Linked DNA regions of Mus musculus: regions 1, 3, 4, 5, 6 and 7 are each linked to region 2. Evidence: chromatin loops called from intact Hi-C (ENCODE). Cell type or tissue: heart. All regions are shown on one strand. Region 1 holds the start of Peak1 (pseudopodium-enriched atypical kinase 1). Region 2 holds the start of Lingo1 (leucine rich repeat and Ig domain containing 1). Region 3 overlaps Peak1 (pseudopodium-enriched atypical kinase 1). Region 4 holds the start of Gm31586 (a long non-coding RNA gene). Region 5 overlaps Peak1 (pseudopodium-enriched atypical kinase 1). Region 6 overlaps Peak1 (pseudopodium-enriched atypical kinase 1). Region 7 has its middle 22 kb from the start of Gm31586.

Region 1 (4,000 bases), 220 kb before region 2:
GCTCTCCGACTTAAATATTTACATTACCATAAATGTACAAAGATAAATGTTTATATGCATTCACATATAATGCATTTCAGGAACGTACTTTTTAATGTGACTGTCAGAAAACAGTTATGAAGTGGCATTATTTCTTTATGGGCCTCAGGACAGACTCTTAAAAATAAATTCTGACAGAATGTTAATGGGGTTTAAACACCACTGTGTAAGTTTTCTGCACTATTACTAAACAAAATGAATAAGCAATACCCTAACAACTCAATCAAGCTTATCTTTTCCTCTCACCAAAACACGCCTTACAACACTGGAAACTAGCCAAACATAAATGTCAGTCCCTAAAGAAAGGGTGGGAGAAAGGAGGACCACAAATCAAAAAGCTTTAAAGAAAATAATTTGCCATTTTCCCCCACATAACATAGTCATACTACTCTCTCCCAAATAGAGACACGATAAAATATTTTCTCTTCTTCCCCTCTGACAACTCTGGGGAGGGGATCTTTGTTTTTTCACATAGTTTGTGACCTGATCGTTGCCAAAACTCACTTGCAGTAGTATGAACTCTGCTTCCATTGTTAACTGTTAATCTCTGTGATAAGGCTATTAACTCCTAACTTGGAAGCCAAGAAAATGTACCTCACCTGCAATTATAGTTTACTGAAAAAGTCACCAAAGAAAGTGCCAGGCACTTTGGAAAGTAATTAGGGTAGTCAGTGAATTGAAAGATCTAAAATGCTCTGAGATTACAAAAGAAGCCATCATGAAGTGAGTATCCAAGATTGCTCATGGAAAGTTTTACCCTTGTGGATAATTCAAGTTTGGGCTTTCTGGGTTTTTTTTTTTTTTTCCTCTTTGCAGAGAGCAATATGTGTTCTCTTGACTACATACTTAATTTGCCAAGGTAGATAAAGGGAGGACAGTGTGGCTGAAAAAAAAAAAGAGAAAGAAAGAAAAGAAAGAGAAAGAAAGAAAAAGATCAAGTCAACAGATAGGCCACCAAACAGAATACTCAAAGCAATTCCGACTCAGGTGAAAAAGCAGTTCATGCACATCATCCAGTGGCTTAAAAATAGTCTTTTATGTAAGTCACCAAGTATTTAATTGAGAGTGTACTCTTACCACATTCAACAGAGGCAAAGAAAAATGTACTGGGTTTTCTATAGTAAGGCCAATAAAGATGAAATCATAGTTTTCCTCTAACTCATCTCTATCCTTCAACACCAGCCATCCAATAACTCCATTCCACAGCTCTGGTTCCTCAATTTGGGTCCTTAAAAACTGGACTGCAGACATGGGGCCTGGGGGAGGGGGACTGGAGGGCGGACTACTCTTTGATATTGCTCTCAGCAGTCCTTAATGAAGTCCAAGAACAAAATCAAGCTCTCCAACAAATGGAGCATAAGATGGGGGATAACGAGAAGGGGACCCAATTCAGATGGGTAGTCCTCTTCGAAGGAGGAAAGGAAATTGGCAAGAACCCATAAGCCAAAGGGCAAAGAAAAACAAATGTCTAACCCAGCCTCTCAAAATCCCAAACCCCTAAGCAACCTAGGAAGCCTGCGCACATTAGGGGCTCCCTGGCCAGAGCGTAAAGTGAGCAGGCACAGAGCCACCGGTTCCGTCCTGACTGCTGAGGCAAGGCTGAGCCTGATCCTCCAAAGTCTGGGAGTGAGGCGACCATACAGACTAGGCAGAAGCCCTTCTTGCCCCAGCCTCCACATCTCCAGCTCCTCTAAGGCTTCACTTTCCCCTGGAGCCTCGCAGCCCAGCCCCGGGAAGTCCCTAGCCGCCAGGTTCCAACTTTCCCTCCTCTGGGGGGCGCCGCGCTCCCGGGACCATCGCAGCCAGGGTAACGAGGCCTGGGCCGGTGGGGGGCATGAGAGGGCTCGCGGCGCCCGCGGGGCGCGTGGGTGGCCGGGGCACTGCAGCCCGCGCCCCGCAGGACGCACGGGCTGCCGAGCCCCTGCGGCGCCACCCAGTCCCGATCCCCCCTAGGTCCGCGTCCTCACCTCTCGGCGACCCTGGCCCCATAAGCCAGCGCGTGTGGGAAAGGGACCGGAGGGTACGTGGGCAACCCTGCCCCCGTTACCTGAGGGGAGCACAAGCCGTTGCGATATTCAGCATTGCCTCCTGTCCCGTCCCCTTTCTGGTGATCGCGGCCGCCTCCACCGAGCAACTGACACAACTAACTAACTACTCGCGGCCGCGGAGTCCACAGCGCGCTCCCGGCCGCTCTCCGTCCGCCCAGCCCACCAGTCCGCTCGCTCCTCCCAACCCTGCACGCCGCCCCGCCGCGCGCACCCTTGCCGCTTCACTTCTTCAGACCGCGCGCGCTCGCCCGCGCGTGCCCGCACCAAACCTCGGCGGTCTCCGAGCTCTACTCTCAGCCCCATGGGAGGAGTTGACAAGAGGCCACGCCTCCCTGAGTGCCAATATCCGGAGAACACGAGCTAGAGAAAGTCTGATTGGCTGAGGGGTGGAGCCAAAGCCAGGGGGCGGGGCGGCAGGGACCTTGAGTCCATGTGACGGGGAATTTGGGTTCAATTAAACGCCAGTGGAAAGAAACAGCGCAGATTTGGATTTTTTTCGGGGCCGAATCACCTTAAGTCAGCCATTCGTCTAGTACAGAATAACTATCCTCTAAGAGTCCAGTATACAGTAATTAAAATTTAAGTCCCACTATTTTTTGAGAGCCTTAGCAATGAAAATGAAAACTACATTTCCCAAGAACCTTCGCGAAAGTGTGTCTCACCTTGCGTGGTCACGTAGTCCTTCGCCGCATTGGGCAAAATAATCCCTTCATTTCTCTGAAAGTATCGGGTATAACATTTCACGTCTCTCCTCAACGGAACAATTCTCAGTATTACCACGTTAAAAGAAGTTACCTATCTGGAGGTGACTAAGTGATTAGGTAAAGAGTAAGAAAAGACACCAAAATAAAGTACTGCGGAGGAATTTCTGTCAAGCTGTGAGACGACGGAGTGAAGAGTGAAGGCGATTGCGAGGGGCTGAGGGAATTGTCCTCTGTGCAAGGGACTTTCATTAGTCCCCAGGCCCCTGCCTGCTCCTGCCGTCAGCAGGTTAGTAAGCAAGACGAGCATGGGGGTGGCAACAGTCGAGATGTCCTTCCCCCTTTGAAGATCATCCTTCTTTTGCTGCTGCTGTTATTGGTTTGTCTTGGTTTAAGGCCCACTGAATGGGGGCGCCTCACTTCCGGTTGGGGGAAGGGAGACATGCTGTCATAGGGGAGGGGGAACTGTAACTCACTTCCTGTGGGGGTAGGATGATGTTTGGGGGGTGTCCAAGCCACTTCCCGTGTTGATGAGAGCCAGAAAAGGTGTTGGTTTGTGCCATTCTCAGAGAGAGTTCCTACAGCCTTGGGGTTGTATTTTCACGTCACAAGTTCGGTTATTTCCCCAAATTATGATAATCACCAGGCCACGATCAGAATTTATGTATTTTGTTTCTGTGTGTAAATTGGAAAATCTCTCCCCAGCAAGATTGTCTTAATGCTGTCTCCAAAGAATTTTAAACACCTTGTTAAAATTCTCTGCAAGATTACATACTTTGTTATGTGACTTGTGAATTGCCCACCCTTGCACCCAAGTCAAGCTTGTCCTTAACTGAGTGAAGTAGTGTAGGCTCTACCTAGACACGGAACAGGAGCTCCTTAGCCGCTCTTTTAAGGAGGTAGTTTATAAGTTAGAGTACCGAATAGTTCACACAAATTACAGGGCATTTTCATGTTTGCAGAGGGAGAGAGTGTCATGCTGCAGTACTCCGATTTGATGTTACCGTAATAAAGGGCACTAATGTGTTACATACTTAGAACTGTTCCTTTAGGACTTAAGGATTCACCTCATGCTGGAGAAGACATCATCCACTTTAGTGTTGTTTTCATGTAGCTTTCTTGGGATGTTTATGAAAGATGCATTTTATGGTGTCTCCCCGTTTGTAATTTGAGTTTGTTACTGATTGAAAAATGAGGTCTATTTATGGTTTT
Region 2 (4,000 bases):
TCCACCTCCCTTTCATCCAGGCGGAGCGAGAAAGGAGCCAGAAAGAGGCTGACAAGGTTCCTGTGGAGAGAGGGGCAATCCTAGAGCCTGGGGAGAAACTGTTTGCTAGCTGTGTCCTCAAGCTTAAGGGTATTAGCCAGGGCTGGGGAGTGGTCTCTGGTCCACCGAAAGGGACTCACCCAGAGCTGAGAGAACATATCCTCTTGGGTGACCACTGCCCAGAATGGGAGGATGATTTAGGGGGCACCAGGGCAGGAATGGAAAGGAATGGTAGGGATCTCTCCTTGACCACGGGTCCCAGCTTGCCAACCAGGGATCTGTTAGGACCAGCGGAACGGAAATGGGAAAATCATTTGAAACTTGAGGGTCAGGCCTGCGACCCCAAAGGGGGTCTGGGCGGTACAAGGTGCCCTACATAGCCCCATGAGGGTGAAGCCTGGGCCGACAGCAGCTTCCAGCTCCCAGCTCGCCGCAGGGCTGCCGACTCGGGCTCGGCCAAGACGGAGGGGCTCACCTGCATCTCGGGCGCGCTGTCCGTCCGCTCGGCTTGGTCACCAATCGCATGTCTCTCTTGCCGGCGCGGCCCCAGCCCCAGCCCAGCCCCCCTCCTCGGTCTCCTCCTACAACACCTCCGCCCGGTCCGCGCGCCCTCGCAGGGCTGGCTGTCCGTCTGTCTGTCCCACGCGGGCGGGAGCCCAGTCGACTCTAGGGCAGGAGCTCGGGAGTCGGGGGCGGAGGCCGAGGCCCTGGCCGTAGCGGGCTGAGGAGCCGGGGCTCTCAGGACGAGTGTTGCGGGCTCCCGGAGCCTGGCTCTGTCCCTTGGGCCGGCCGGGAGCGGCCGCCACCGCCTCTACCGCTGGGGCCGGGGTCGAGGCCGGGCGTTCTCTGCAGCGGGGCCGGGGCCAGGGCTGGGACCGGTGGGCAGCTGCCGCGCATGCTGCTCTGAGCCCCGCGTCGGGAGAGGGGCCCGAGCGGCGCGGGTGGGGACTCCGCGCGCTCCGGGACCGGGACGGGTCCAGGTCCGGCCGCCTCCTGAGCTGCCGCCCGCTCCGGCTCCCGCGCCGGCTCCCGCTCGGGCTCCGCGCTCTGCCGCGGCGTGGGGAGGGAGCGAGAGGAGCGAGCAGCGAGCCAGGGAGGGAGGAGGGACAGAGGGAGGGAGGGAGGGAGCTAGTGAGCGAGCTCTGGAGCCGGGCGGGGGAGGAGAGAGAAGGCGCGGCCGCAAAACCTGGGTGGGGGTCCTTCTTTCAGAGAACCGGACGAAGATGGAGGAGCGCCCCAGCAGCTGCCCAGCGCCCAGGGCGCAGCGAGAGTGGCAGCGGGGCGCAGACGAAGAACGCTCCCGGGCCGGCGCCCCCGCGCTCCCGCCCTGCACCACGCAGCGCCCCTCTGGGTCCCAGGCTCCAGCAAGTCTTAAGCCAGCCCAGCCCGCGGTCTTCCCAGAGTGCGTGCACCCATTCGCGTTTGATTGTCTCTGGCCACATGCGTGTGCATGTGAGCGCGTGTGTTCACACGTGTTAACTGGGGTCACTGCACACTGCCGTGTGGACCGACACACGCACGTGGACAGACAGCCCCCACACCCCCCAACCTGATCACGGTTGTTTAGAGGACAGCTTGAGGAGGGTCAGGTCTTGACCCCTCCTCTCGAAATGTCCAGGACACCCCCCACCACACACACACACACACACACACACATACACCACACCACACCACACCACCACCACCATTGCTTCCTAGGGATCTTAGGGTGAGGCCGGCCGCCGGGAAGCACAGGAAGGGGATGTGGAAGCCGAGCTGGCTAAGTGGGTCTACCGGGAGGCCAGGTCTAGAATCTGCTTTAGCATCCCAGTCCCCTCCCCGTCGGGTTTCCTGTCCAGCAGAGGGCAGCAGGCCTATCTGCCAGGCTCCGGACGGTGGCACTCTACCAAGTGACCAGCAGAGGGCAGTATAGATCCTCGGTCTGGGCTTAGCTATTTACCATCTAACTCCCTAAAATAAATACTGAGTTTGGTGGGTACCACATCTTCAGATGGCTCCACAGAACAAGACCTTTACATAGAGACCCAAACTCTTCTTGGGCCACAGATCAGAGACTAGCCTGGCAGGGTGGCCTGGCAAGGGCTGCGGTGTAGGCAGGCAACCCGTTGGGACCTCATCTATCTACTGCACCTCTTTCCATCTGCTTGAAGCCAGATGCCCCTTAAAACCATGCCAGATTGATTAGAATAACCATCAATGAAGACACCACAAGGCAGAGTTCCCTTCTCCCCATTAGCACCTCAGCACTCCCGATAGTTTGTAGGCAGGCAAAGAAGGAAGCTGAGCAGGGCAGGAAGAGACCAGCGCAAGGCCTGTCTTTCTGGGGTGGGCAAGGATCCCGTTCCCAGTACCTCGTTCTCCTTCCAAGGAACCAGACTGACATTTCGGAGATACCTGGCTGGCTTGGAGAGGCCAGCTTCAAGTTCCCACCCCCAGCACTGTCTTGATTTCCACAGACCAGCCTTACACACATAGTCCAAAGAGTTGCACAAACCTGTTCCAGCGAAACCGATCTTGGATACCTCTCAGCCTCACTGGCACACCACTGCTTGGGACATTCCTGCCTTCTGTCTATGTCCATATCTCAGGCCTACCTAGAGCCCTTTCCCTGCAGGTGTCAGTGATGCTCCTTGCATCTTACATTCTTCTTCCAACAACCTCAGGAAGAGGCACTACTACTCCCCTGAAAATAAAGAGCAGGAACCCCAGGCTCGGAAAGGTTACGTGACTTGGCCACGGTCACACAGCTTGTAAACCGTGGAAAGGGAATTTGAATGGCTTTCCAGGGCTGAGTAAACCAGTGGGAGGCAGGCTTGGCAGAGGGACTTACTGGTAGGAGGGGAGGTGGGGCGGCCACACGAGTCTCCTCCCTTCCAGAGCCTAGCGCAGGCGGCTCTTGGGTCCCCCGATTCCGTGATCCTTGCACCCCCTTCCCAGTCTCCCCAGCTCCCCCACCCCGGCTGTTTGTGAGTTACTGGTGAGCTCCCGCCCTCCCTCGCCGCCTCCTCCCACAGCCCGACAGGAATAGACGCTCCCTAGCTCCTGCGTAAAGGCTCTGCCAGACCCGATGCGGGGCGGGGGCGGGGGCGGGGGCGGGGGCTATTCCTGGTGCGGCGACTGACGCAGGCAAGGCGCGGCCACCGCAGATCTCCGCCCCCGACTCACCTGCTCCCTGCCTCAGTGATCTGGTCGGGGAAATGGGGGAGAGTCCATCGCCCCCACCCTCAGTCTCCAGCTGCTAGATGAGGAAGCTGGTGTGCTAGGCTGGGATCTTGCGGTGCCCATCTACCCATCTTCTCTCGGTGTCCTGGGACGATGGAGGAGACATCACTGCTACCTTGAAGCCTTACTCCTCCATTGTGTGGTAGTCCAGCAATTGTTCTTTCTCTATGTATCCTGAAGAAATGACCCCTCTCAGATTCTCCATCTTATTCCACCAGAGGAAGCAATGGGAAAGGGAGACTTGGGACGGGTAGGGCACTATACCCGAAGAAGCCTTTGTAAGGGCTCTGCTGGGGCCTGGTCCCTGACCTTATCATTCTGACCACGAAGGGAGGAGGCTAACACTGGATCCTTTCCTTAGCCAGATGACTGGTGGGGTGGCCCTCACCAGTGCTCTCACAGGTCCTAGGGCCGCCTGTGAAGCATCAGGATGGTCTAGTTTGGGGACTTTGCTAGAAACAGAACTACAGCCAAGGGATGTTCACGGACACCTCCAGGCTTTTGTTGGTCTACCTCCTAGGTAGTAATTGTGTTTCAAGAACAAATGAATATCCATCTCTTCTGTGCCTGCCTCCCTCCCCAGACTTAATGGCCTTAAGCAAGGCCCCTGTGTTGTTCTCTGTCCATCCACTAGGAGCTCCCAAGAGCGAATGGGCACGGAGGACATCCTGGTCTCCCATGTACAACTAGGAAAGAGCTAACAAAGTAGGAGCCAATGGTTTCAAGGAACCAGTCTTCT
Region 3 (4,000 bases), 440 kb before region 2:
CCCGTTCTCCTAGTTTTTCCTGTTCTGGTGTCCTGGAGGCACAGCTGGCAGCAGCGAGGTGGATGAGAAAGCTCCACACACAAGATCGTGCAGCTTTCGGTTCAAATCACTGTTAACAATGCAAAGGGGCGAATCTCTCATCTGAGAAATGATGGAACCGTCATATGGGTGGTTGGGAACACATCAATCCAGCAGGCTGTGTGTGTGTGTGCACCTGCATGAAACTGTTAATTCTGAGGTGCAGGTTGGGGCTCTTTGGAACAGTGTACCTCTGTATATTGTTCTTGGAAGTGGCTACTTGTCCTGTCTTTGGGAGGCCAAAGAGGAAGAAGAGTCTGTGAGAGAAGCCAAGCTCAGACCCTCCTGCTATGGAGGGAGAGGTGCCCACGGCCAGACTCTGTGCTAGCATCAGGTGGCATCTGTGGTACCAGGCAGGTTAAGACTGGGGAGAGATGATCCTCTATGGCTGCTGGAGTCTGAATGGATCAAAATGGGAGTGGGGGTGGGGTTGGATTTGCGGTTCAAGAGCTGGGGTGCGGGAGGAAAGGGAGAAGAGAGAACAGGAGACAAAAGGGCAGAAAGCAGGTTTGAAGACACGGAGGGAGAAGTTAGACATCCATGTCCTACACTTCCAGACAGTGGGGCAAAGAAAGTGAGCGCGATCATGGATCTCCTGGAGCTGGACTTACAGGTGCTTGTGATCCAACTAACATGGGAGCCACATCTGGGTCCTTTTCAAGAGTAAATGCTCTTAACCCATATTCATCTCTCCAGCACTGCCTGGAGGTTTTGGCTCTCCCTTTGATTCTGGCTCAAGCCTGGATTAGCAGTGGGTGGTGGGGACTGACATATAGGAGGCCCCTGTACTGTGCCCTGCCTCCACAGGTGAATTTCCTTCCTCTCTAGAGGTTCCTAGATGCTTTGCTTATAGATTTCCCAGAGGCCTCCAGTTTTGCTATTTTAAAAGATAAATGTTATTCTCATTGTGTTATAGCCATGTTATCCTGAAGCTTTTATTTTAAAATTATGTGCTATATATGTCTGTGTGTGTGGGCACTGGGAGATGGAGTTCCAGGCAGTTGTGAACTACCTGACATGGGCACTGGGTACCTAACTCTGGTCCCGCACAAGAACAATATGAACAGTGTTAACTGGAGATCATTCTTCACTCTGGGGTCATTTTTTCATTCCTGATCCCCTGGTTCTTAGGCGGAGACTAAAGGTCCCCATGCTTTCCAGCAGCTTTCAGAGGCTTCAGTGGCTTCCAGAGGACACAGGAACCATCAATTACTGGACTGAGGGTACACATAGAGAGGGTTATCTGGTACTGAAATCCCTGTCATACTCAGACAACCTGTTTGCTCTTAAAAGTGTTTTGCACATTTGAGTTGGAGCTTAGCAACCAGCCCCTCTTCAAGCCTTGCCCAGTGTGAAATTCAATTTTTAAGTTTTAGCCATAATTGCTGTGAGCTGCCTTTAATGACAACTTGTGATCTGCCAACTGCTGCTCTTGGCTCCTAAGGTGCTAATGAAACTCCTTCCCTGGAGGAATGCAGTCTCACTTAGAGGGAAGCCTCCTGGTTGGGCTGGGGAGAGCGCACATGTAGGGGTGGCAGGGCTGCAGAGACTTGCGTATTCCAGGTAGGAAAGAAATCAGCTTCCCCATAGCATGGGTTGAAAAGTGACTCTGCAGGAATGCTGATGACAAGGGTCCATCTCCTCTAGCTGACCCTTGTCTCCCTAAACTCAGGTTAAGCCAACCATGACTGGCCTACACCTCCAGAGCCCATAATCTTTTAAGTCCCCAGAGTGGCTACTCATATAGCACTAGTGTTGGGCAGTTACACAATCATCGTACCACATTCTCTGTGACCTACACTGCTCAAGCCCAGGCTGTATGCAAAGCCTGGGCAACATCTGGTCAGTTTGTTAACTCTTCCTCCTGGATGCAGGAAACACGCTTAGAGTACACATTCATATGGAGTTTGTACCTCAGCAACATAAAACCCAAGCCTGGAAACTACCTTTCTGAGAGAACTTAAGAAAAATGTTAGCAGCATTTTTCACTGCTCACTGCCGTCTTTTTGCCTAAACCAGATGGGCTCCTTTTTTGTTACCTGTCGGCTGCCTCTGGAAGGATGTCTCCTGTGACAAATGTACCTTAAGGGCAGGCCTGATTTTGTAGATGATGGTGTACAGGCTTGTCTCCGCAGCCTGACTTCCTGCTGGAGGAGTCAGTTAAATCAGCTGCCGCCAAGCCTCTCTAACCAGGCAGTCTGCAGTGTCTGGACACCAGGGGGCGATCTTACCCAGCAAACCTGAGGAGTTAGCCACTTGCTCTTGGAGCCCCCCTTTTCTCAAATTACAGAGGCACTGAAGAGAAAAGAGTCTGTCGGTAAGAAATGGAGTCCAGAGGGCAGAGGGCATGCTGGCGAAAAGCTACCTACTGTAGCCTGTTTTAAGAACAGGAAGGCATCTTGGGAATGAATACGAGAGCTGCATCTACAGTTAGACCCACGCCAGCACGCCTCTATGGACAAGCCACCGGAAGGACATGCACTTCAAGTCTGGTTTTTAGTGTATATTAAACAGAATTTATTTACACAGTAACGTGAGGCCACAGAATACACAGCAAAGTACCACAGCAAACCAAAGGGAGGCGCCACTGGTGACACAGGGACCTGTTATTGATTCATACAATTGTAAAAATACGAGAGGAGATGGGTAAAGGGCCGAAGGAAGAGAAACAAGATTTCCCAAAGCAGAATGAGGGCAGTGCCATGGAGAATTAGTGATATTAGAATAAGGACTGTCATGATTCAATTCACTGAGACAGGTGACATCTTGCTTCTGCCTCCACCTCCCAACAAAATGCCCTCTGTGTCATGAACAGAAAACCCAGCCCAGTGTCTATACACACCGCTCTCCAGAACTGGTCAGGGATGGGAAATAAGGAAGGAACAACTTGAGTAGGCTTCCTGAAGCTGTGTGGTTTAATCTTTCAACAACACTACATTGAAGCCATAGGGCTGGCTCGACATTCAAGTTACCAAGAGTGCAGACACACAGACTTGCCACAAACCAACAGGCAAAGTGGATTTTCTGTACCACAACAATGTTCATAGCAAAATATATAACTCTGCGATTCTGCTGGGTTAAAAAAAAATCCCAACCTCTTTTGATTCCCTGAAACTTTCTTGATTTAAAAAACCATGGGATGGGTGAGATGGGATGGGAAGCAGGGACAGGGACAGACATAGAGGCTGCTGAAGGGGGAATGTATAAAGGACGCTCAGAATGCAGACCCCTGTGGCCCATCTGCATGGGCAAAACGTCCAGTGGCAGCTGATGCAGAAGTCTCTAATTTAAAACAGCTGCAGGGGTAGGTGTGTAACAGCTGTATAGCACCTTAGACAGTCTGGGTACTTACATGTTAGATGATGGGGATGCTGAGTGAGAGTCATTTTTGTGGGGAGGTTCATAAAATGGTACAGTGGGTTAAGAAAATTTCCCAAGAGTTCTTTAAACAAATCTCTTGACAGCACCTCTTTTTAGGAAAAAAAAAAATCACCATAAACCCAAGCTTTGATATTACAGATGCGGTGCTCCCGTGCATAAGGTCTGGCACTAGCCAGGTGTGGTGAGAGTGCGCCGGTTAAAAGCTCCTTCTTAAGATAGCAGAGAATTTTTTTTTTTTTGCCATCTGCTCTGGCTGCTGCCGCTCCCTACACCTTTTCTTCTGACGTACAAACGGCCTGCGTGAAACTAACTAACAGAGAACCCTTCTTTTTATTTTATTTTACTGGTTTGGGGATGGACTTACCCGTTGAACACCTTGACCATGGAATGTTTGCAAACCCTTCCTCTGGCATCTGTCACAGCTCACCCCGTCATCTGAGAAGCAGCAGGATGAGGAAGGCTTGTTTTCTTTGGTATAACCTGTCTAGGGTCCTGCATTATGGCTCTTCTGACTTCCCTTGGGGCATTGGCTTTGGTCCAT
Region 4 (4,000 bases), 160 kb after region 2:
AACCCCAGCCCCGGGCCCAGCTACCCCACTCCTGCGGCTTCCCCCGCACTCCCGCCCACAGCCGTGTGCTCTTGATTCTTTCGGTCGCTGCTCTTGTCTTCCACCTGTCCCCGACCAGTCTCCGGCCTCTCCCGCTGCCTTTCCTTCTGCCTTGCCGCCGCCCTTTTCCGCGCCCACCTCCCCACTGCCCTGCACTGCCTCTCACATTTTCCGCATCACACCGAGCGCCGCCCGCCGCTCGCTGAGCCCAGGCTACGGGCGCACAGTGGGCGGCGAGGGTCCCCGCTGTCCCTCTGCTCTTGGCCTGAGCTAGGCTGATGGCGACGTCCCGCGCTAGCCTCGGCTGCGACTCACAGCGCTCATCTCGCCGGGACTTAAAGGCATAGTGCACACGGCTCTACCTGCCCCACCCGGGGCTCCGAGGAGAGCGGCCTCGCAGAGCACGAGCAAGCCCGGGCTGTGGTGCAGTTGGGGCCGGATCCGCGGGGCTCCAGTCCTCCGGGGCTGGAGGTGAGTCAAGGAGAAGGAGAACGGCCCAGATCACACCATCCAGGGGGCGCTCAGCGATTGTTGCTCTAAGCCTGAGGGCCAACAGGGATCTGGGGAGAGTGTAGGCTGGATTTCCAGGACTATGGGGCCCTGGGAGGAAGAATTTGGAAGATAGTTGTCCCGACATTAACCCATCCCAGCTGAAGACACCTGTTAAGCAGGAAGGGCAGGGCTCCTGGCCCAAGGTGGACTCCCCGTCTATGTGACCTTGGGCAGATGCTTACACTTCTTTGAGCCTCAGTTTACCTAAGAAAGACATGGGCTTCCATCATCTCTAGCGCCTTGTCTAGCTCTGATATGTTAGCTGCTCTGAGGACATCGGGGTGCTGGAGTCCAGCCTCTTCAGGTCCTGGTTGCCCTGTCTCTTGTTCTGACTCTTCTCCCATCTCATCCAAACAGGGGAAAGGCAAAAGTGAGCAGAACCGGAATCTACTACGCTACAGCACTCTACAAAACAGCATCTCCCTGGACTTTCCTGTTCATGGCTCCTGCAGCCCAATTCTGCAGAGTATTGTTGATTTCACCCAGCTGGTCCCTAGGCATCTAATTTGTTGCCCCCAACTTGTGCTAGGTGCAGTAGTATCAGACACTTCCATCAAACAGAAAACGAGGAAGCAGGTGGTATAATAGAACTGTTGGGGTGGCAGGAGAGCCCAGGCAGCTTCCTGGAGGAGGTGGTGGTGAATCCATCAGAGCGTGAGCTGGAGGTGGCCAGGCGAAAAGGGAGACCAGACGGGGAGGAATAGAAATCTCGTTCAGAAAGAAACCTAAGGGAAGACCAGGAAGTGGGAAATAAGGAATGCTGTGTGTGTTATTGAGAAACTTTGTATTGAGTTTCAATTCTGGGGCAGCAGCAAGACAGCTTTGCTCGATCTAGGTAGGAGTCCGGTTCTCACCTCCCACCTTAAACTGCCTTTGCAGGAAGGCGCTTCTCTTGCTTAAGCTCTCTCCAGCCTCTGGTCCCATTTCTGCAGCCTAATGAAGCACAGCCTCCCCCTGCTGACAGGAGCTGGAAGTGGGAGAAGCCCAGACTGGGCTCTGCCAGGATGCGACCTGGATACTCTCAAGTTCATTATCATGAAGTTGCCCATCCCTCCAACCCCCTTTCCCCCTGCCCCAGCCCAGGTAGTAGCAACGCCCCTTTAATCCCAGCATTCAGTAGGCAGAGGCAGGAGAAACTCTTGAGTTTGAGGCCAGCCTGATCTATGAATCGAGTTCCAAATGGGGGTGGGGGATGGGGACCTAAGGGAAATAACACAGAAGAGTAAGAGTAAATCAGACCACAGTGGCATTTGCCCTCTGTCTTTTTCCTTTCCTGTCTCTAAGCCTGGCTCTGTGGCCCCTCCTAAAGTCCCTTCCTGTCTCCATTTTCTCCTTCTCTGGCCCCTTTTCCTCTTCCTTCCCATCAGACTTCCCAGAGCCCCCAGGGAGATGAGCTCATGACTGCTGGCTCTGGCTCCACACACCTCCTGAGGAGTCACCCAGGGCATCCAGGTGGCCCAAGGGAAGCAAACAGAGACAAACAGCCATTTCCCAGGGGCCCTGCAATCCAAGCAGAGAAACAGCTTGTGTCCCCATCCATTTATCCTACTTCTCCTGTCCTGGAAACCACAGACGTTTATGTATAAGCTTAGGAATCATTGCTTCCTGCTTTGCAATGCAATCCCCACATCTAACACACTTTCTCTAGCTTTTACTTCCCCCTGAAATGCGGGAACAAGGTGGCCCATCAGGAACTAGGCACCTAAGTCTAGTTCTGTTATTCTTCCTTGGTATATCCAAGTCTAGTCCTGCCCCTCCCTCCAGGAGTTCTGTGGGTGTCTTACCAAGGTCCAATCACTGCTTCCACCCACCTCCAGTAAAGGACAACGTGGCTGTGTTTCTGACACAGTCGTCAAGCAAGGGCCAGCCTGGGCTGGCAACACCTACAGGCAATCAATCCCAGGAAGGAGCGAATAGTTACCACCTGCTACGACCCATGAAGATTGGGTCTGGAACCCTGACTACCGGCAGCAAGGGAATGAAAAAAGAACAGACCCACAGGTAGGTGGACACAGGAAAGCTAAGGACAAATGGGGTGTGTGCGTGCTCTGACGCACACATTACCACAGTGAGCAGAAGAGTTCACTATGCACAATGCAGAGCCAGGACTTAGCTGGTCACCGTCGAAGGTCTCTGCAGGTGAGCAGTCTTGGGCTGTAATCATCCAGGACGTGGAGCAGCAATTGCTGCTTTTGTATACACTGGACACTTGTTGTCCCTTGGACCAGGAGGAAGGCTTTGCCAGCCCTCTGAGCCTCACCCAGGGGAGACTTTGCTACTTCCACCAGGCTGAAACATTAAGGTTTTTGACATGGCTCAACCTACGTCAACAATGCGCAGTCACCCAATACTTCACTTCCTTCGGGCGGCTTCTGCTCTCCGCACTCAAGCACTCCACAAGCCTCTGTTTCCTGGGTCAAAGAAAATGGTGAAGTTCAGAGGGTTCAGAGAAATATCACAGCAAGCTAGGCTGTCTACCCTGTGTTTATAAATGCATGGCACTTTCCCATCCCCAAGTCTTTACCCACTTATCTGTCCCCACCACCAAAAGCCCTTCTGTCCCTCAGCAACCTCTTCCATCACTCCCGTTTTAATCTATGCTTAACACACGATGCACAGGAGTCTCCTATCACTTCAAATCCTGACTCTAGTCCCAGGGTGAAGAAAAGAACAAAGCTCAGCAAGATTCGAACTGAGAGCCTGTATTTACCATTCTTTCTGGGAACATGTATTGAGGACATATCCAGCAACCCTAGTGTGGAAAGAAAGGGATGTAAACCATCATCCAGGAAAAAAATAGATCTGAAAAGCTAAGCATTAAGTGGAGGACTGGGGCAGGGGAAGCTCACATGGTTTGGCAAATCGGGAGAGACATCTAGTCTTAGTGTTTGACCTAGAACCAAAGGGTTGAATAGACATTAACTCATAGAAGTTGTGGACCCCCACCCCAGAGAGAGCGCAGCATATGCAAAGGCCCTGTGGTGAGAAGACAAAGAGAGAAGCCATGTGACCAGAGCATAGCAAGGAAATGGAATTGGAGATGGAGCTACCTGTAATGTGAGGCCAAGGCAATAGGTTCTAGTGGGCTGTGTTGGGAGTTGGCTTTTCAGCCTTGAGGCTCTGAGCGACCCTGGAAGTTCAAAGCAAGGGAGGATGAGCCCGCTTTCCAACTGTTTTTGATACCACAACTCTGCTCCCTGCAGTCAGCAACCACTTTTCTTGAGGCCCAGGGCCTGGCACAAGGCAAGGCATATTCAGAAACTTGGGCTTTGTAGCTGAGCTGACAATTCAAGGGACCAGGAGAGCTTGGCTTCTCCCAAGTCTACCTAGGCAGCACTTAGCCCTCCCTGCCTCAGATAAGTAAGCATTATGTCTCCTCCATCTTGGGCCATAGCCTACCACAAGAAGG
Region 5 (4,000 bases), 370 kb before region 2:
CTGCACATATTTGTCAAAACTCATAAATTGAACACTAAAAAGGATGAATTTTATTATATGCAAATTAAACTTCAATAAACCTGAGCTACAAAAGACAGTTTGGGCTGGACAGAAAATAGACCTTGGAAGGAAGAATAAAAGGCAAGAAAATGTTTCAAGGGCTGCTACAGGCATGCTAAGATCTAATGAGAATCTGCCCTAGGGTGTGGCATCGTATCAGGCAAGGCAGGGAAACTTATCTCAAAGAATGACTGGACTTTGGAGAGAGTTAAGAGGTGCTGAGGTGGAGTTTATTCCAACAATGTGCAAGGATATTTACCAAGATAGGAATACTGGAGATGGCATAACTTCTGCAGGGAAGATGATCAGAGCATGCTCTGTGAGCCCACATACAACAGAGTAGGCTGTTGATTTTCACCAATCTAGAACACAGGAGAGAACTGTGTGCCTCTCAAGTGCTTGGGGGTATTTTCTAGGCTAGGAAGAGCATGGGGATGGTAGAGAACATGCTGGGGGTGAACCAGGGAGAAGACATAACTACCCCTTTCTCTCAGAAAAAAGGGCAAATAAAAGCTACATTCAAGGTAACGATGAGGCGGACGCCAGAAGAGCAGACAGCTATTTCCTATGCTGCTCAGGGGTACTGGGAAATGAGGGCCTATGTGTCCCAGTACACTTGGCAGAACAAGCGTAGGCTGGCCTCTCTGTGTTCTGGTGTAGCAGTGAGGATGGAATTCAGACTGGTGGGCTGGACAGCAAAGTGGCAGGACACTGGCAGATGACTCTTTGGAAAAGATTTGGGTAGGAAGAGTTAGATTCAAAAAGGACTTCTTGATTTTAATATAGGAGAAAGTAGATAATGTTGTATGGTGATAGTGGGGGGAAGACAGAGAAGAATAAGAGAGGCAGAAAAGGCAGGGAAAGAGAGCACAATTCAAATCTGAGAATGTTAAAACTGACGAAGCTCTCATTTTGTTTCTGTTGTTTGATGAACCAGGGGTTCTGAAGACCAGAAAAGAAAGTAATTCTCCTACATTTACAGTAAATGTGAGACCAGAACTGAGACTAGGGCTATACTATGTATGTTTCGTCTACAAAATGTATTTATTTGATGTATGTGTTTATGTCTGCGGAGGTCAGAGGATAACCTGCAGAAGTCAGTTTTTCTTCTCACCCATGCAGGTTCCAGTGACTGTATCAAGTTGTTAGGCTTAGCATAAGCAAATTTACCTGCTTAGCCATTTGCTGGGCCTAGCATATGTTTAAAATTGCTAATTTACTTTTGTTAGCCTTGCCCCTTTTTTGTAGTATAGTCTTCTTGAAGAAATAAAAAACCCCAATGCAAACATGGAATACAATGAATGCAGAAAAATTGTGTAAACCTATTATTCAGAATTAATTTCTACTAGCAACTTGAGGCATTTCCTTCGAGTCAGCAAGTTTTCTTTTTTAAAAACCACATCCTGTATACTAAGCATCATATGACACTGAACAGAAAAGAGGAAGACATCCTGCCTAATAGCTTGTTAACCAAGCTGACCTATTCCTCGTAAGGTACTACAGGTTTTCTTTGTAAGTAGTATGTGCTTTATTTTTCTCCAAGATTAATAAATATGAAAAATTATTTCCATCTGAGTATGTTAGTTAAACCAAATGATGGCTTTTGAATTGATCAGCAACAACCACATTAACAAAACTGCCAAATGAGGTTCATCAAGACCAGTTAACTCACGTCATCGCTAGAAGCCAGTTTTAGTGTGGCCGTTCCTTTGAAAGGCCTGTGCACATCTGTATCTATGCTGCTTGGAACCCGGAGATGAAAGGAGCACACACCTCCAGTAAGCACCAGATGGAGCTGCTGTCTAAGCCACAAAACCTGGACTTTGATGCCTTCCGCTTTAAACACTAATTATGTTTGGAGACAAAGATGTTCAGTTAAAGATGCTGTCAAAACTATTTTAACTTAATGCAGGCCCTTAGAGAAGGAAGCTATACCCAATGCAGGTCTATCCGAGGCCGGGTCTTCTGGCTTTCCTGCCTTTGCAGAATCACTTAAGGGCAATTGATAATACCTACAGCTTTCCCTTCTCGTGCCCTCTCGTTGACAGCACTGTCCAAACAGGAAACTTGAGTCACCGAACTTAAGTTGAGACATTAAGAAATAAAAGTGTCTCCTGCAGCATGTGCATACAGACACAGCGACCTGCTCTGACACGCTCTACGAATTTGCCAGAGCAGGTCTGATAAGGAGTATCAAAATGTAATGCTTGGTTTTTTTTTTTAAAGCTCATTTGCTTATATATTCTTTATAATCTTTTATTTAAAATTTTTCATAATTTTGATCATGTTTTCCCTTTCCCCAAATTCACCCCAGACCCCTACCTACCCAACCTGATATTTTCTCCCACTCCCCCTTTCCAAAAACAAAACAAAAATGAAAATCAAATAAAACACAAAAAACTAATAAGACAAAACAAACTCTAAATAGCACCCCCTTAAAAACTCCAAGTCCCATGGAGCCTGTTTTACACTGACTTCCTTGGAGTGTGGTTGATACATCCCAAAACACTCTGCTGGAGAAAACTGATTTCCCTTTCCTAGCCAGTATCAACTGCAAATAGCATCTTAGTTAGGGGTGAGACTTGCGTCCACTTCCTGTCATCGCTGGGATGACTCAAAGGAAACAGTGTCCAGACACAGCAGGACTGATACACATTTGAACTTACAGAGACCAGCACATGAGACCAGCGCAGGCTCAAACCAAACCACATTCTTAGAACCCTAAAGCAAATCCTACAGATGAAATGGTTGATGGGAAATTTTAATGGCTGAAGCTGCCTCCAGAAGCTAGCCAGGATTTACCCCATGATCTAAAATTCTATTTCATAACTTCCAGGATGAAACCCCTCGAGCTATAGATAGAGCTATTCTAGAGTAGCTGATTTCATCTTGAGTCATGAAGGCCTTCTGAGAACCTACTGCTGCTCTTTGCTCTCTGCTGCTCAACAATGGCTATAATTAGTGTGCTTCTTGCCCAACTGTTTCAAGTAGATTTGACACAAAACAACCAATTCTCCCTGGATTTCAATCTTGGACTAAACTGTCAGCATCTGCGCTTGCTAAGAGGGATGCAGTTCCTGTCCTTAAAGAGGGACTGGGTAGGGGGTCTATTAAACTCCTCACACAGTACTCCTTAAAGGTAACCAAAGGAAAGCCCGACCATCATAAAGGAGTATGGGAATAGACTGCTAAGGTCCTCCCCCAATACTTTGACTCCTGAAGGCCATTAGCTCTCCCCATAAAATCTGCCTCATTTCCACAGTGGCAGAGCCAAGAATCCTCACTGCTGTCCACAGGCTTTTAAGGACACACTTGGAGGCGCTAGGCCACATGGCATCCCACAGTAGCCAGTCTCTATGATTCCAACGTCAAATTTATAAAGCAAGGTTTTCATTAGGATTTGTAATGGAATTTGTGATTCACTTATATATTTTTTTAAAAAGCAAAGGAAAATGTGACAAATATCCCACGTCATTGTTCCCAACTTTTCCTTTTTCCACAGTGAAAAATGCTGACCTGACATGCCAAGACCTTCAGTACATGACTAAAAGGGTAGAGAGGAAGTGGAAGCAAAGCTGCAGGAAGATGCTTGCAGGAGATAAAAGACAGTTTCACTGTGGATCACAAATAGAAACTCTATGAGAAGGCTCTTCTGGAGATAGCATGATGATGATGATGACGACGGCTACGGTGATAATAATAATATCACTTTCCTGGCTACAAGAATAGGCAAACTCTTAAGATATGATGTTCTATTAATTCAAGAACAGAGCAAAGCAAAGCATGCTTAATTTGCATATCTTAAAGCTCTATTACATGACAGAAGCAGCCCATTCACTTTTAGCTGTTCACAATTCTGTTCAGGGGTTACCTCTGTGATGACTTTTCCTTCTGATTCCCTAAATACCACTATTATTATATCGCATCATACTGTAAAATA
Region 6 (4,000 bases), 420 kb before region 2:
TCTTCAGTCTTTGAAACGTCTATCAAATATCATTGAGCTTGGTTGAATGAGACTGAAAATTAAACTCAGTTGACATGTTACAGAAAGGACACTCCCAAGGACTTAGGTCTGGGATTTAGCCTTGCCAATAGCTGAGTATCCTTGGGCATGCTCATTCAGTTCCTCTGGGTCTCAGCCTGCCTCATAAAGCAAACAACAGAAAGAATATGGAAACCTTACCTCACAGGCAGCTGGAGAGATGAAATGGGATCAAGTATACTGAGGACATCTACACACGACTGAGATACACAAATGTAATGCTGATAGCCAATCAGATCACTTGGAAATGTTAAAAAGGATGCACTCATACAGAATATAGTTTTTCAAAGAGGACAAGGTAAAAAAAAAATTACACTGTTTGTAGGATGTGTGCAAATGTCCAGGTCCCTTCTCCTTTAGGTTCTGAGAGCTACCTGCCACAGCAGCGGGGCTCGCTGACTGCTGGTCCGAGGGAGGACAGCTAACAGTAAAGGTTTTCTTGTTTTTTTTTTTTTTTTTTTTTTTTTTTTTTCAGATAGTGTCCTATGAAGGATCCAGTCTGGCCTGGAACTCACTATGGAGCTCAGACTGATCTCAAACTTGAAGTACTCCTTCCTTAGAGATTACATATAGCTACATATGTAATTCCTGGGATTACATACACCTGTGGTCACTACACCTAGCTAAGGTCACCACCATCGATGCCAAGATCAGCATTATGTTCTAGTCCAAGGAAGCCATCCTAGTTCTAAGAAAAAATGGTTTAACTAAATTTTTACTTTTTACTATGCCAATTTACACTGAAAAAAGAAAAAGAAAAAGAAAAACTTCACCATTAGGTGGTTCAAGATCAAATGTAAAGGAGATAGCCTATCCTGTGATATTTAAATTTATCTGCATGTACACACAGAGGCAGTCATACATATTTTTATAAAGTCTTCCAAAGTTTTGGGAGTAGATAAGAACATGGATTCTACAACTAGAATTTATGTTTGGCTTCATAGATCAACTTGAGATAAAGGGTTGGAGTGACTTACACAGAAGAAGTGATAAATTGTTCCACTATTTTGGATGCTTGGGAGGAAAATGGCCTGCCCAGAGAGCAAGCTGAGTAGGTAGCACTTCCTTATCTCTGTATTTACACAGACAGGCTGAAGAATAATGGGTCAATCTGGTTTAAGGGCAAATGAAAACGAGAGAAGAAAGAGCAGAAGAGAGAGGAGAGGCACTGTGCTTTTAATTGGTTTATAACCGTGAAGCCGGTTACAACCCAAACATGGACTTGTGGAGATTTCCATAATAGGATTTCACATGATAGGTAGCTCATAAATCTTTATTATAGAGGCTGCAATGATGTTAATTTAGGCAGGAATATTATATTATTCTATGTACTACATAGTAGCCATTTTTCAAATATTAATAACTTGACTCCTTTAGATTAGAAAAATACCTCAAAATGATCTGACTTCAGATGATAAATTTCTAGCCCAAAAGTTATTCTGGAGAACAAACCACTCTTTCCAGAATAAATGGACAAAGTTTTTACTGCCAGTTTTTTTTTTTTTAAATTCCTTTACCTAATATTTTCTCTACTTGGGATCAACATAAACTTTTCAGCTTCACGTTTTCATCAATCTCTTTTGAACAGAATTCCCACTCTTTCCTTATAAGGCTAGCTGGCTTAAACAGGGGCATCTCAAGGAGCCCTCAGAAGAACTATTCCCACAGGGATCCTGGTCCCATCTCCCACGCTCTGAACCAACAGCAGAATGAGGAAAATTTCACATTCCTAACAAGAGAAAACTATGGGAAAGCCTTTTTAAAATGCTGCCAATTTGGGCAGATTCTGTGTTTGTCTACAGTCTCTCCAACTGAAGAACTGAGGGACTGCACCCCAGAGACACTAGAGGGAGCTACAATATCAGCATCCAAGCACAGAACACATTGCAGCAGAACAAAATCTAGCTGCTGAATGTGGGAAAAATATACCATGGTCTGTCTGTCTGTCTGCCTGCCTGCCTGTCTGTCTCTGTCTCTGAATCATCAGCGTTAGCGATGCCGAGTTCACTCAGTAAAGGGAGCACCAGATGAGAAGAGTAGAAGCTGGCTAGGAGTCCTCCCTGGGTGCAGGGGTTTCATGCTCACCAGCTCACCGGGCATGTCAGCTTGATCCCTCCTCCCAAGAAGGATCAGGGGACCATTACAATGGGTAGCTAGCTGATCTCTACACGACATAATGTACAGTTGCAAAAGCAGGGGCTTGAAGGGAAAATGGGTACATATTTGAGTTGGCAAAATACACACGGGAGGAGCAGTATCTTGTTGCTATTAACTAAGCAGACCAGCATGGCTGATGCTTCTACAGCACTGGCCACCGCTTGTCGGATGAAAGCCATCTGACAAGATTTCCAAATACAGGGTGGGGACACTTTAACCACTGACGAGTTATCTGCTGGGAAATGGAAAAACAAAAAAACAAAGCCAGAATCAGGGTCAGATTACCCTCTCTCAAGACCTTCTAAAACCCGGGTCAAACACACAATATGTACACAGCCTGGTCCCAGCAGGGGATCTGAGCTGGACAATGGCTCCTCACACACAATCTGAAAAGTTTAATTCCAAACATTCATTTCGTTCAGGGGCTCATTTTATGTGTTGCTCATGGCAACTGCTCTGCATACCTTTGAGGCAAATTTGTCATTATAAAGCATTTATGTTTGTAATAAGAATGTCAACCCAGACAGCTAACTTGTATAAAGTAGACTGTAGGGGGCCATGACTGCAAAGCCACAGTATGAGCAGCTGGGAAGGAAAAGACAGCACACGGCTATCATTACTGACCCTTCCAGAATGCCCTCACTGTCTGCTACCTGTAAAGTAGACCTTCCAGCCTGCTGCCCTTTGAATTTAAGATAAGAAACAGAGACAAGGGGGATGGGAGTGGCATGAGTATGATATGTAAGCTGGTCACTTACTATCTCTTGATTCTTTGTCCCAAAGGTGGCTTGAACTGCTAGTGTTCACTCGACATTCTGTTCCACTGCTGACCACATACCTGCATTTGTAAACCACATTTATGTCTCTGACTCTCACACTGTAAACACTGGCTGAATAATTTGTGTTGCCTTATCCTGTGAATTCCTAATATCCAGTACAATCAAACCTGAGCCCTTTGCACCCTCACTCTCTGGCCTTCTCTGTTCCTGGTGAATGGCTCCATTACCTGGCTCTGTTTCCTGTTTTCCAACATCAAGTTCACTCTGGACTTCTTTCCCATCTTTACTCCCTATGTCCAACTGATTTACAGCTCCTACTGATTTTATTCCTAAATATCTTCCAAATTGTCCTTTCTTCACTTCTACTGTTACCATTACTGCCTTCCTAGACTACCACAAAGGTTTTCCAATGGGACTCCTTGCTTCTCCTATGAATTCCCTTAAAAATAACTTTCACAGGGAGCAAAGGCATCTTTAAAAATATGCTATAACATACCTATTTAGATAACCTAGCAGTCTCTTTTCACAACTGTATTTCCTGCTCCTTTTCCATTCATTCCTACCATGGTGGTCTGTCTGTCTGTAGCCAGTCTTCCATGCCTGTTGTACCCTTTCTGTCTGGACATCTTTCTTACTATAGTTGGCTGATTTTTTGGGTCCACTTTAAGAACAGACACTTGTATCTCAGGGCCTAACAGAGAACAAGGCACACAGAACATGTTTAATTTACCTATACAAAACACCAAGAAAAAGCTACACTGAATCCAGGGTGGCTATATTGTTTATTTGCCCAGAGCAGCTAGAGTACATGAACAGCTTTCATGAAACAGATGGAAGTTGGCAAAATAATGGGGAGGGGGCAATAGCAGACAGACCTGAGTAATCAATGCTCATGACTGATCTGACTACACGATTGAGGAAAACTGGATCAATGCTAGCTGTCTGCTGAGTGGAGTCTGCCCTAGAGACTCACCAACTTTATACTG
Region 7 (4,000 bases), 140 kb after region 2:
AAGTAATAGAACTAAGCCCAGTATCAGCAGTCGGCACACCTCCCTACCCTGACAAGTATCATAAAAAGTGCCAAGCATTGGGTGCTGGAGAAGAACGGCTGGGAGAGAGAACTGGCAGGAATTTCTCTGGACTGAAATCCCTCATCTGCAGAGCTGAAGTAAAAGGCCAGGCTGTCACTAGGGAGCCCGAATGGCTGGATCCGTATTGGGCAGTGAGCCCCAGACTCCTCTGTAGATGCTCTAGCCTAGGCTCTGAGGGCTTCCCAGCCACCTGGCTCTTGACAATAGTCATGTGTCTACACGTGTGGCCTCAGCTGCAGTTCACAGGTCCACCCTGCCTGTCCCAGCTTTAAAACACCTCCCATTTCTGTCTTTTCCTCCAAGCCTTCCCAACCCCTGAGTAAGCCATGCCCACCACATATACATCCCCAGAGTTTGTTCTTCCATAGCCTACAGACATCCTGCAGATGCCCCGTTAAAAGCCCCCAGGTTAGCCCTGCTGTCACTGGTCCAAAATGAGTCTGGGTCTTTAGACTTGCCTTCCAGCATCTCTGGCCCACCCACCTTGTCTCTAGCAGGGATCTGGAGCCTAGGAGCTGAGTCCGCCCCAGGGTGACCTGTGGGTGTAGTTTGTCCAGGACCTCAAGCCTCCGCTCTCCCTGCTGGTCTTTGCTCTGAGGAGCCTCTACCATGAGTCTCGCCCCAGCCACCCAGCATCCCTTTTTCTGGCCTTCCTTGCCTCCATAACGCATATCACTCCCTGGCCGGACCGCTGAGCTGCTCTAAATGTCCCTTTCTGTCCTGTTCGAAGGTCAGTTCTAGGAGGATCGGGGTTTGTCTGACCTGCCTCTGATGGGGACATGTGGTTCTCCAGACCATGTGATGCTGGGCACAAAGAGCCGCACCTAGTGTACAGTGGGTGTTCAGCCAGACAGGAGAATGAGAGAGGAGTGAGCCCCTGAGCCAATGGTGACACCAGAGAACATGCACGGAGCACGTAGTACACACCATATAAGGATTAATGTGTGACTCAGGAGACAGTCCACCCTGAGAATCCCCACAGACACATAACCATATGCCATCCCAGGCTCCATGGGAACAGTGTAAGGAACAGAACTGGACAGGGCTCCCCATCTACACAGAGGCCTCATGGAAACACCACAGAAGCCCACCCCACCCCATACCTGGGACCTAGCCTGGCCTGCACTTCCTCCAGCCCGGTACCCTATTCTTTCCCCAACACAGAGGCACTTCAAGAAGTACCAGCCGAAGAGGCAGGGGAGAGAACAGAAAACCATGGCTTCTTCAGGATTTCAGGGGGGTCACTATGCCAGGTGCCTGCCTCTCAGCACAGCTGGCTCCAGCCCCCTTCCCAGCTCCCCGAGCCAAAACCGCCATCCAAGTGCCCAACCCCCACAGTACAGCCTAGGCTGCCCTCCCTGGCTCAGCCCTTTCCTGCCAGCATCGCCCTCCCCGTGTGATGCTTTGTTCACCCAGGCTCTATTATGGTGACAAAACACTGGAAACCATCAAAATACACAACAGAGAACTAGTTAAATGGGACACGGCAACACAGGCTGGAACATTATGCTGCCATTAAAAATCACATTATAGAAGAGTATTTAATGATGGGAAAATGATCTTGGTGTAGTATTAAGTGCAAAACGCAGGTTAGAAAACAGTAACTGCAGCTTGATCCCAATTATGTCATAAATACATATTTTGTAAAAGACTGACGGGCAAAACACCCAAGCACTTCCATTTTTCTATTGAGAACACACATTATATTTTATAACCAAAAAGAAAAAGAAAAAATAGATGGCTTTTAAAGGGCCCTACAGGCTTCCAGCCTTGGCCTGGAATCATCTCCTTCAGCCAGCCTTGCCAGACCCCAGCTCTGCCAGGCTCCCCCTGCCCTGCACTTCCTGGAGTGATCCCATCTTGTACCTGTCAGTGCTGCCGCCCACAGGGCAGAGGCAGAACTGCAGCAGCCTTCTGACCAGGATGAGGCAGAACTCAGCACACTGCGCTCATCCGTCTAGGCTTCTTGCCCAACACCCGGTAACTACCACAGGTAACCAATGCGCCCAGGACCAACCAATTATCAGGACTGTTTCTGGTGGGGCAAGTGGACTTTAGAGTGACACCCCTTATCAGGAAAACAAAAACGGGGTGTGCTGCTTGCCACACCTAACAACTTTCTCTCCCAGCCACACAACTGTCCTCAAGGCCCAGGAAGGGATCTTCTGAGCCCACACTCCCACTGAGTCTAGGACAGAGGACAGCATGGTCTAGCCTGCACCACTGCTCCTACTTAACAAGGTAGCATTGTAGTCTTACCACTGGCTCAGACAACGGGGGTAAGGTGACTTATCTGTCACAATCAAGCCACAGTCAAGCCAAGTAGCACCCTCTGCCCCTTTCCTGTCTTGCCTGTTCTTCTCCCATCTCATCTGTTAGAGCATAGCTTCCACACATCCCCTCACTTGGGGCACAGAGTGAGGAGAGCCGATCCCCTCTCACAGTGGTTGCTCTGTTCCTTGTGGTACAGAACAAGAGGCAAGCTGCTATATTCACAGAAAGCCAAGGTCATCTAGTTGACAGCACTCATCACAAATACATTCACCTAGTTCCTGAGCCTTGTCCTGCCCTGAAGGTGTCTGGACCCAAATGTCACCAGCAGAGCCCCATTAACTCCACAGGTCAGAGCCAAGGCTGCCTCTTGGCAGTGTCTTGGACATTGACTACCTCCATCCACACATTCCCACTCCCTCCTGACCTGGAGTCAAGCACACATTCGGTCAACAATGTGACAGGACTAAGGGCAGAGTGCTTCGGCTTGCCCTTAGAGACCCCCTCCCCCAAGCCGAATGGGAACCTATTAGCCAGCACTGTGTGTGAAACCATGTGGCTGGGACAAGTGCCCCAGGCTTCCGAGCTGGCTGCAGACCAGGACCGGCCACAGCAAGGGCTACTGGGGTTGGATTGCAGAGGAGAGGGACAGATGGAAGCATGTGGATAGAGGGCCCCGAGACAGCCCTCCCTAAAAGCCCCACTAACCCACAAATGGCCTCTTACCTGTGACTGGGTAGTGCTGGGTGCAGCTGGGCTGGAATCAGCCTAGGCCTGGTTCAGTTGGCCCTTTTGCCCATAGGTACCAGAATCTCAGGGCCTATGGATACAGGAGGCTGTGGGAAGAAAGAGGAGGAGGTGCTGTCAGAAAGGATGAGCAGGATGCTATGAAGGGTAAACATGCAAATGGATCTGAGAGCACCCAGCTGGGCGATTAACACTGTACACACACACACACACTTTCTACTCAATGGTACATGTGCACTTGCACATTCATGCCACCAGCTGGATCAGGGATGCTCTGGGAACATGAATATCTGGCATCAGGATGGGTCTGGCTACTTGGCCTCACAACTGGCCCTGTGATCTTGGACCAGTCAACTCTCTAAGCTTCACTTCCCTCAGTCATAAAACAAGGATTTCTTCCTTCTGCCAAGACAGCAGAGGAATAGCAGAGGACAGTAGGTGTCCATCAATACCACTATTTGCCTCTTCCTCCTCAGCCACCAGATGCTAAGGCAGGTTCCAGGCTAACCCCAAAGTATGCTGTCGACAGAGCCCAGGAAGTATCTCCCAGCCTGAACCCCTACCTGTCCCCAAAGATCTCTGCAGCTCCTACTTATCCTCTCCCTGCCTTACTCTCTCTTCAAGCATCCTCCAAGGGTTCCCCAGACAGAAGCAGGAAAGATGCTAAGGGATCCAGCCTGGGGTCTCTCACATGACACTACCAGAAGGCCAGAAACAAAGCAGGTACTCCCAGCTCTCCTGCTCTGTGATCCTGTGGCCCTGAGCAAAGTTCTCTCTCTCTCTCTCTCTCTCTCTCTCTCTCTCTCTCTCTCTCTCTCTCTCTCTCTCTCTCTCTCTTTCCCTCAGTTTCTTTACCCTCTCAAAGTCCTGAATCCTTTTCTGAGTTATTACTCAGGGGTCC

Evidence for each region. A loop is a pair of places that touch in the nucleus more often than their neighbours do. Peaks named below come from ENCODE experiments on the same cell type or tissue, not always from the same donor. Only the 100,000 strongest peaks of a DNase experiment are listed, where the experiment ranks them.
Region 1: it touches region 2 in a loop (3-fold over the local background); 2 of 42 quality-filtered maps call a loop at or near these places.
Region 3: it touches region 2 in a loop (2.7-fold over the local background); 10 of 42 quality-filtered maps call a loop at or near these places.
Region 4: it touches region 2 in a loop (8-fold over the local background); 16 of 42 quality-filtered maps call a loop at or near these places.
Region 5: it touches region 2 in a loop (2.4-fold over the local background); 6 of 42 quality-filtered maps call a loop at or near these places.
Region 6: it touches region 2 in a loop (4-fold over the local background); 10 of 42 quality-filtered maps call a loop at or near these places.
Region 7: it touches region 2 in a loop (12-fold over the local background); 5 of 42 quality-filtered maps call a loop at or near these places.

The regions. Positions count from the first base shown.
Region 1 is chr9:56,415,855-56,419,854 of GRCm38, forward strand. It overlaps Peak1 (pseudopodium-enriched atypical kinase 1), which reads right to left and starts at 2,196. Exons shown (of 7, transcript NM_172924.3): 1 at 2,087-2,196. Hmg20a (high mobility group 20A) reads left to right here and starts at 2,765. Exons shown (of 10, transcript NM_025812.3): 1 at 2,765-3,077. In heart, a CTCF peak has its summit at 1,821 (motif pointing right); DNase peaks (open chromatin) are centred at 1,827, 2,377 and 3,167; H3K4me3 peaks cover 3,236 bases; H3K27ac peaks cover 2,784 bases.
Region 2 is chr9:56,634,561-56,638,560 of GRCm38, forward strand. It overlaps Lingo1 (leucine rich repeat and Ig domain containing 1), which reads right to left and starts at 1,088. Exons shown (of 2, transcript NM_001311076.1): 1 at 515-1,088. The coding sequence starts at 520. In heart, CTCF peaks have their summits at 1,916 (motif pointing right) and 3,883; DNase peaks (open chromatin) are centred at 551, 1,131, 1,461, 1,931 and 1 weaker place; H3K4me3 peaks cover 2,630 bases; H3K27ac peaks cover 1,290 bases; H3K27me3 peaks cover 2,851 bases.
Region 3 is chr9:56,198,555-56,202,554 of GRCm38, forward strand. Peak1 (pseudopodium-enriched atypical kinase 1) reads right to left here. Exons shown (of 7, transcript NM_172924.3): 7 at 2,572-4,000. Among named protein-coding and RNA genes, the nearest start is that of Tspan3, 39 kb to the left of the region's middle. In heart, a CTCF peak has its summit at 2,298 (motif pointing right); a DNase peak (open chromatin) is centred at 2,287.
Region 4 is chr9:56,796,568-56,800,567 of GRCm38, forward strand. Gm31586 (a long non-coding RNA gene) reads left to right here and starts at 351. Exons shown (of 2, transcript XR_379478.3): 1 at 351-510; 2 at 949-1,840. In heart, a CTCF peak has its summit at 1,550 (motif pointing left); no DNase peak of the experiment used is centred here; H3K4me3 peaks cover 671 bases; H3K27me3 peaks cover 3,827 bases.
Region 5 is chr9:56,263,012-56,267,011 of GRCm38, forward strand. All of the region lies in intron 3 of Peak1 (pseudopodium-enriched atypical kinase 1), which reads right to left. Peak1os (a long non-coding RNA gene) reads left to right here. Exons shown (of 6, transcript XR_003948326.1): 5 at 3,563-4,000. Among named protein-coding and RNA genes, the nearest start is that of Peak1os, 24 kb to the left of the region's middle. In heart, a CTCF peak has its summit at 1,848 (motif pointing right); a DNase peak (open chromatin) is centred at 2,680; H3K27ac peaks cover 585 bases.
Region 6 is chr9:56,211,612-56,215,611 of GRCm38, forward strand. All of the region lies in intron 6 of Peak1 (pseudopodium-enriched atypical kinase 1), which reads right to left. Among named protein-coding and RNA genes, the nearest start is that of Peak1os, 28 kb to the right of the region's middle. In heart, a CTCF peak has its summit at 1,919 (motif pointing right); DNase peaks (open chromatin) are centred at 1,970 and 2,460; H3K27ac peaks cover 786 bases.
Region 7 is chr9:56,772,461-56,776,460 of GRCm38, forward strand. It overlaps a transcript of Lingo1 not described here. Among named protein-coding and RNA genes, the nearest start is that of Gm31586, 22 kb to the right of the region's middle. In heart, a CTCF peak has its summit at 1,972; a DNase peak (open chromatin) is centred at 1,971; H3K27me3 peaks cover 2,000 bases.